2 separate regions of the Homo sapiens genome follow, and region 2 is linked to region 1. Evidence: chromatin contacts called from ENCODE Hi-C or POLR2A ChIA-PET data. All regions are on one chromosome and are shown on one strand. Each heading gives the region's core, a stretch centred on a gene start or an enhancer-like site at or near the end of the contact. The rest is flanking DNA. Distances are from core to core; before and after follow the strand shown. Region 1 overlaps KIAA1614. Region 2 overlaps STX6 (syntaxin 6).

The links. Hi-C counts contacts between places; a loop is a spot of excess contacts on that map. ChIA-PET counts read pairs that join two places held with the same protein, here RNA polymerase II (POLR2A). Pooled maps may share reads with other maps.
Region 2: a loop to region 1 is called in a pooled map, with 6 times the contacts of the local background. The contact joins two enhancer-like sites. A Hi-C loop is called at or near these places in 1 of 168 maps with a recorded cell type or tissue (left cardiac atrium), 4 of 37 single-sample maps with no recorded cell type and 6 of 50 pooled maps. POLR2A ChIA-PET finds 5 or more read pairs at or near these places in 5 of 52 experiments (CD4-positive, alpha-beta T cell, GM10248, Panc1 and 2 more).

What each region holds. Positions count from the first base shown.
Region 1 is chr1:180,925,222-180,929,225 of GRCh38, forward strand. It overlaps KIAA1614, which reads left to right. Exons shown (of 9, transcript NM_020950.2): 4 at 3,209-3,352. Among named protein-coding and RNA genes, the nearest start is that of KIAA1614, 14 kb to the left of the region's middle. Within about 2 kb of position 1,575, at least 15 of the 41 ENCODE cell types and tissues checked have a DNase peak (open chromatin) inside an H3K27ac peak, as active enhancers do.
Region 2 is chr1:180,979,899-180,984,161 of GRCh38, forward strand. All of the region lies in intron 7 of STX6 (syntaxin 6), which reads right to left. Among named protein-coding and RNA genes, the nearest start is that of KIAA1614-AS1, 27 kb to the left of the region's middle. RefSeq lists a silencer at 1,790-1,869. Within about 2 kb of position 1,878, at least 2 of the 41 ENCODE cell types and tissues checked have a DNase peak (open chromatin) inside an H3K27ac peak, as active enhancers do.

The DNA.
Region 1 (4,004 bases), core at 325-2,824:
TGGAGCACATGACCCAGAATCAGTTCCAGGTGCACCTTTTCCACTTCCCCTCATTCAGAAAATTGCACACAGAATCACAGTAGGAGAGCTCTATCCGTGGTCATCAGAAAGCTTTCAAATACGCAAACATGGAACAAATGCTAAGCAGAAAAGTTTCTCTATGTTCTGTACACTCCATATTCTCCCTCTACTGGGTGCATCCTGGAATCTGGGAAGCGGCAGATCCCTCTACATTCCCAGTTATTTCCCCATCCATGTACCTGAGTTGAAAGGGTTAAACACAGACTCGCTGAGCTTATTATTTTAATCCAGGATTATGATGGCTGCAGAAGAAGGCCACTCTGTCCCCTTGACCTCCTTGGCTAGGAGAGCAATGGTGGTTCTCCTGCCCCAGCTGGCTGGAGGGAGAGCAAAGCCTTAGCTAAGCCTGTCCCTCCACCAGGAAACTGGCCGAGACGGGAGTGCCCAGAGCAGGAGGGGACCACACGCTGCCCTTTGTCCTTGTGAACCAGTCGAGGACACAGGTGGCTGGAGGGGTGGGGGAAGGGCCAGCATACTCTAGTGGAACTCTAGTTTTCCCCAACAATGAGCTCTTTATAGGCTCTGCCACTCGGTCAGGGCCAAACATCTGTGGTGGGAACTCCCCCAAGGGGGGACCTCGAAATCCCACACCCCACCTTATGGCATATCAGACTATGTGGCCAAAGATCTGGGCTCACAGGGTAGCACTGTGAGTCCTCTCCCCTCTCCAGCCCCCACTGCTTGCAGATGGGGAAACTGAGGCCCAGGGAGGAAAAGCACTCAGCCACTTTATTCCTATGCTCCACCCTCTGAGCTAATGAGCTCCAGAAGTGCAGACTTTCAAGACAGTGGCAAAAAGCCGTCTCTTCTTAGGCAGGAATTGCCTCTGCCTGGCCATGGCACTGACCACCCCAACCCTTCTAGGAATTTTCCAGAGCAACTCTGGGAGCTGGGAGGTGGGCAGTGAGATGGGACAGACTCAGCACCCACCCCATTTTGCCTGCTTGTTCCCTGCCTCAGAGAAAGACCACCTTCCCTCCACAGGGCTGGTCAGGCCCTCGCTTCACCAGGGTGCACGTTGACCTTGGCTGCAGTCTGTGAAGGTGACTGCCACTCCTCCATGCTCAGTGTGGTACTGCATGGATGCCTCTAGGCGCCTAAAAAGCCCTGCTTTTCTAATCAGTGGAGAACCAGCTTTGTCTGCCAGGAACTGAAGCAAGACAGCTGATGAGAAAAAAAAAAAAAAAAAAAAAGTAACAGCTCCAAGAGGAGGGAGCAGAAAGGAAATAGCAAAGCTGGAAAATGGCTTTAAAACCTGGGGGCAAGGCTGATCCTGGCAGCATCTGGCCAGTTGCCTGGGGGCCCTCCTGCCTGCCCACCAGGTCTTGTGACAAATGCCCTCTGACAGCCGTGGAACCACAGCTGTCACCGGAAGGCTCCGAGTGTGCGGGCTGGCAGCCAGAGGCCCACGGCTGCAGGGGCGCCTCTCCGGGCTGGTAACCTCATTATCTCTGCTGTCAGGGCAGGAGCCCCAGGGAGCACAGCTGCTCTCAGCCGCCTTGGAGGAGCTGTCTGCTGGGGAAGCTGTGCAGAGGGAGGCCTCTCCTGCCAAAGGAGGCTTCACGGGGCAGCGGGCCTGGAGATTCGCTTTCCCATCACTCCAGTAAAGCCCTCCTTGTTCCAAAGCCATGCCTGGGCCCTGCCAGGGTTCACAGGCACAGATGGTGCCTTTCTTCTAGCAGTCTCCTCCTGCTCCCCAGCAGCCCCAAAACAGGGTTGGATGCAAATAGTGAGAAGAAAAAGAAAAGGAAACAAGAAAAGAAATCATAGTCTGCCCAGAGTTTGTCCAAGGATGTCCAAGGAAGCCTTCCTTGGAGGCCTCAGAGCTGTGCCATTTCCACTCACATCTCTGTCACCCAGGAAACTGCCTGGTCCCTTCCCCCAGTCAGGACCATGGTGAGGGGCTGCAGGTCTGAGATCAGGACCTGCTGGAGCCCTGTGGACCCTCACTGTTGAGGACAGCCCAGCATATGTGACGGCGAGGACAGGGGCAGCCAGTGGGGATGATGAAGTTACCCCAAAGAGCGCATCTGCCCCCAGCCACAAACATCCTCTGCCTGCCCTGAGACCCAAGGCAGGAGAGGACAGAGGGTGCGGAACGATGCTGGAGACAGTGGGCTGGCTGTCGTGTGCTCTGCTCCGCTTGCAATTGACGTTCGACCTTGAACAATGTGCCAGCGTTCTTCTCTGCTCTGGACACCCTCATCTGTCAAGTGGAGAGAACACCTGCCCTCGGCCAGCCTGGCTGGGGAGAGCAAGCTCCGTGGAGAACAACGTCTTGTCAGTGGGAGATTGTGGGTTGCTGTTATAGCTGTAACCCAGCGCGGGCTGTATGTCACTGGCTGAGAGACAGCTTTGAAAACGGACTGCTGTCATTTTCTGCCACTCTGGACTGGCCAGGGAGGCAGCACATCTGGTAGGGGGTGGGGGCTGGTGGAGGACCCTTATTATTATGAAAGTCGAACCACTTGCTGGCTTGGTTTGGGTCCAGCTTAATTTCTCTCAGCCCTGAGCCTGTGAGCCCTGAGCTGGTGCCTGATGGTTTTGGATTGGGACTAAGGCAAGAAAACACCAGGATTTATAAAAATGCCATTCCCCCAAAGGGCCCAATCTATGCTGGACAGAGCCCTGATTCTTTGCATCTGCAGTGGGTACTAGTGTGGTGCTGTGTGTGGGTGCAGAGAGACAGAAGGAGAGAGAGGTGATGCGTGGAGAGACCATCTGTCTGGGCACAGGCCCAGCCCAACAACCCCGGGCCCTTTCTCCCTCCTCCTCCCAGATAGCTCCTGCTGTCTGCCTGGGGAAGGAACAATAGAATAATCTGGAGACTCTCCTACCCTTTCTAGATCCTCTTGAGGTCTCTGCCTCCAGTGCCTGAGCAGATGTCCAAGGCCGGGCCAGCTCCCCAGCCCCCATCCAGAGCCACGCAGGGCCATTTCCCAGCCCCAGGCCCCAGGCCCCAGGCCCCCAGGCTGGGTTCCCTGTGCGTGGGTGCTAGAGGAGGAAGGCTGCACATGCAGGGCTTTTTCTGGCACAGCCAGTGCTTGACACTGCTAAAGCCCTCCTAATCTGCGTTATTTTCCTCTAATCCCTCCCCCACCACCCTGGCCTGTGTGCCACGCTGCAGGACCGTTGGTCCCAACCCGGAGCCTGTGCTGAGCCCCAGGCATGAGGAAGCCACGCATCTGCTGCAGCGTGCCCGCATGAAGGCCAGGACCCGGCCCCTCCGTGCCAGCCATGACATCGTGCCCACCATTACCCAGGGCAGCCGGTGAGTGGGACCTGGGCCAGGCTAGCCTGGGAGGGCCATAGCAGGGAAGAGTCAGCAGTGGGAAGAAGTGGGATCTAGCCAAATGCTGCTGCTGCTCGCTCCATGTGTGTGTGTGTCTGTGTGTTTTCCATATAAGGCTCTTGCTTTGATTATTTAGTCAGTCAACACACCTTTCCTGAGGGCCTACAGTCAGGCACTGAGATACAAAGATGAATGAAACATGATCTGGATCCCTGGGGGGATGGAGGTCACAGTCTCCAGGGAGAGAAGCAAACAGATATTCAATTATGTGGACTGTGGTGTGAGAGAGGAAAAGTGTGTGTGCTGAACTGGAAACTGTTAACTCCACCTGGAAAGGACAGGTGAGGCTCTTGAGAGAAGGTGACTTCTTAGCTGAGGCTTGACGGAAGTATAGATATGCACTGGCAAGCAGTGCAAGATAGGCACTGGCAAGCAGGCTTAGTGAGGCGACAGAGGAGCGCAACACCTACAGCCAGACCATGCGGGCTTGACTTCTGGTTCTGGCACTTAGCTGGGTGCCTCTGCAGAAGTCTGTGTGCCTCAGTTTCCTCACCCACAAAATGGGAACTGTAACAGTGCCTGTCTTACAGGGTTGCTGTGGAGCTATGTGAGCTAATACGTGTCAAGTTTA
Region 2 (4,263 bases), core at 628-3,127, 55 kb after region 1:
CAGACACCTCATCAAAAAAGAGATGGGGCTGGGCAAGGTGGCTCACACCTGTAATCTCAGCACTTTGAGAAGCCATGGCAGGCAGATCACTTGAGGTTAGGAGTTCAAGACCAGCCTGGCCAACATGGTGAAACCCTGTCTCTACTAAAAATACAAAAATTAGCTGGGCGTGGTGGCGCAGGCCTGTAATCCCAGCTACTTGAAAGGCTGAAGCACAAGAACCACTTGAGCCTGGAAGGCAAAAGTTGCAGTGAGCTGAGATCGCACCTCTGCACTCTAGCATAGGTGACAGAGTCAGACTCTGTCTCAAAAAAAAAAAAAAAAACACCATGAAAGAGCTGCCAGGGAAGCATACGAAAAGATGTTCAACATTAGATGTCACTGGGGAAAGGCAAATTAAAACAAGAAACAATACACACCTATTAGAATGGTCAAAACCCCAAACAGTGACAACACCATATGCTAGCAAGGATGTGGAGCAATATTAACTCCTAGTGGGAATTCAAACTGGTACAGCCACTTTGGTAGACAGGTTGGCAGTTTCTTACAAAACCCAAACATACTCTTACCATAACCATTCAGCAACCACATACCTTGTTACTTATCCAAATGAACTTAAAAACTTATGTCCATATAAAAACCTGCACTTTTTTTTTTTTTTTTTTTTTTTTTTTGAGACAGAGTCTCCCTCTGTCACCCAGGCTAGAGTGCAGTGGTGTGATCTCGGCTCACTGCAACCTCTGCCTCCTGGGTTCAAGCGATTCTCCTGCCTCAGCCTCCCAAGTAGCTGGGGTTATAGGCGCACGCCACCACGCCTGGCTAATTTGCACATGGGTGTTTATAACAGCTTTATTCATCATTGCCAAAACTTGGAAGCAACCAAGGCGTCCTTCAGTAGGTAAATGGATAAATTGTGGTACATCCAGACAATAGAATATTATTCAGTGTTAAAACAGAAATAAGCTATCAAGCCATGAAAAAGCACAGTGGAAACTTAGATGCACACTGCTAAGTGAGAGAAGCCAATCTGAAAAGGATCTGTGATATATGATTCCAACCATATGCAAGCTGGAAAAGCAAAACTATGGAGACAGTCAAAGGATCAGTAGTTTGGGGGTTGGGGGAAGGGAGGGATAAACAGGTGGAACACAGGATTTTTTAGGGCAGTGAAACAGCTCTGTGTGATGCTACAATGATGGATACATGTCATTTATACATTTGTTCAAACCCAGAGAATGTACAATACCAAGAGTGAATCCTAAGGTAAACAACGGTCTTTGCGGATGATTAATGATGTGTTAGCGTAGGCTGATTGTAACAAACGTACCACCGTGATGCTTGATGTCAATAGTCAGGGAAGTTATGCATGGGGGAAGGGGGCTATATGGGAACTCTCTGTACTTCCTGCTCAATTTTGCTAGGAACCTAAAACTGTTCTAAAAATAGTTTATTAATTTTTTAAAAAGATTAAAATGCTTACAATAATTTAAAACCACTTTGCTAAAATGATTAGTTGCGATTCTTTCAGGACAAAAACGGAGAAAGTATTCCTTCTCCAACCCCGCCCTCAACCTCACACACTCCTATGTTTACCCCCTTCCCTCAGGCATCTCGCTATTCTCAGCACCAGATTTCCAACACTGAACCAGATTTCCATTTTTTGGCTTTCCATCAGCCTCTACTCATGCCTCCTACCACCCTCCAATCACCTTCTCTTCCACAACTGTATTAAGTAGGAATTTTCACCAAGGAGAAGCATATACCACACAAGCCAGCACAACCCGAGGATGTTCTTTTAAAGCCGTTTTCCTCTGAAGTGGCTAAGCTGCCTCTACGAAGCATGAACTAGGTAACCCCAGGGAGCTGTTACCCCAGCAGACTTCTCAGCACTTCCCGCAGAGGCTTCATGCATAGAAGGAACGGGTACTAACCACAGGGGCTCTTGTGACCTCAAGTGGAAAGTTTTAAGCAGCATTGCAAGCTCAGGACCTGCCTCAAAAAGTCAGAGCGGAACAAAAGAACTCCAATGGTAGTTTTTTCTCTCTCTCAAAATATTTTTCTCCCCTAAAGAGAAAAGATTAATGGAATGTTGGAAAGTAAGAGGGAAAAAAATCTCAGTATCTACTTAAAATAAAATACTTCTGTGGGTAGGAGAATACAATTAGTGTCTCTCTTGGGTCATTCAAAAAAGTAAATGTGGAGTCTTGGTTGGTTTCTCCCCATGAAGCAGACAGCCACGGGGAGCGGAGATGGTCCGCCTGTGTGCCTGTAACTACTTAATCACACTTCGCTGTGCCTCCATAGGCTTCCTTTATGTACAGGTTTGATTACTAAAGCAGTGAACTTCTGCAAAAATTATGGAGGAGAGCAGAGACGAATACAAATTGCTTGTTTGTCAAATTGAAGCAGAAAGCACCAAGCAGGAAGAGGTCCTTAGGGAGTATTTCTTTGGGTAGCAAGCAAAGATTAAAATGAAAACACAAGCAACCTGTCAAAAGTGAAGCACCGTTCAGGATAAATGCTCTGTTTCCTGGCTCTTTTTCCTATACAAATATAACCAAAGTTATTACATTGCTTCCCCAATTTTTCTTTTGGGAAAAAGTAGAATAAAGCATAAGCAAACTTCAGTGCTATTTATACACACTGGGTCGCTTCTCACAATGCAAGTACTTTTCTAAATTATTCATACCCAGAATGCTGGGAAACAAAGACAGTGCATCTTTGTTCACTTGCTCTTCCCCAAACAGAACTGGTGCTGAAGTAGCTACTTGACTTTGCAACTACTACATACATGAGTGAGAGGCCTGGAGTTTAAACTGGTTATACAATTCTTCATTAAAACACCTTTTTTTTGTTTATTGTTTTGTTTTTAAGTAGAGGGGAGAAGGCAGAAGAGAGAACAGAGGGAATCAGAAAAGACTTTGCAAACCTTTCTCTAAATGTGTGACAGATGAACTAAGCTGGTGCCTGCTTCCCATATATGCACAGTTTCAGGCAATGAAGAGCCCGCTAGAAACAAAGATACTTGTCCCTAAAGAGAAAGAAGAAAATGACTCTAGATAGGAGCTTCTCTTTGTTTTGGATGTAATAGGTCCATTGCGCCTTGGGGCCATTACAATTTTTGTTGCCTTACAATTTCTTAAAAACATTTACTAAGTACCAATAAATAAATGGTAAACGCAGTTAAGCACTTCTACTTTACTGGTATTTCATTTAATCCTCACAATTACCTGGAGAGGTAGGACTCAACATATTTTTACAGATAAGAAACTGAGCCCCAGAGAACTGTTATGTAACCTATGAGTTAAACTTCTGAAAAGTAAACCTGCATATGTATTTAAATATTGCTTCAAAAAGCTAACCTATTAGACCTTATAACATGTACCTGACAGTAGGAAACCAACAGAAGAAAAGGTGTCAAGAAACAGGGCATGTTCTAACACAAGGGAGGTGCTCTACAGTCAGGGAACATTCAGATTACCTCAAGGAGCATCTCAGTTTCTCCTTCCACCAAGCAACCCCCACCAGATAAAGAAGAGATACTGGATTTTTTAAAATTTAAAATATATTATTTCCCATGTAAAGAGTCACTGGAACATATCTTATACAGTAACTATTATGAAAATTGTTTATTCATCCTCATCCTGGTGCAAATTTGCTGAAATATTTCAGTATTGATTTAAACATAACAATTTAAAATAGATCCACACATGCCATCTTATTCTGAAGTAGTAGGTATTTTTCTATCAATGAAAGAATGTTCAGGAGAAACAGTAACTGGCTTAACTGTTGTTTTACATAAGTTCCCTATTTTGGCAAGGAAATCTTAAAAAACCAGTAAAATAAAGAAGGATTTTGTAACTGCAAAGAAAGTTATTCTACTGGGCTGGGCGCGGTGGCTCACGCCTGTAATCCCAGCACTTTGGGAGGCCGAGGCGGGCAGATCACGAGGTCAGGAGATCGAGACCATCCTGGCTAACACGGTGAAACTCCATCTCTACTAAAAATACAAAAAATTAGCTGGGCATGGTGGCGGGCGCCTGTAGTCCCAGCTACTTGGGAGGCTGAGGCAGGAGAATGGCGTGAACCTGGGAGGTAGAGCTTGCAGTGAGCCGAGATTACGCCACTGCACTCCAGCCTGGGCAACAGAGTGAGGCTCCATCTCAAAAAAAAAAAAAAAAAAAAAAAAAAACACAACGAAAGTGACTCTACTGGGAAAAAAACCAAACACGGTGGGGGATCACAAAGCCTTAACTTTTCCCA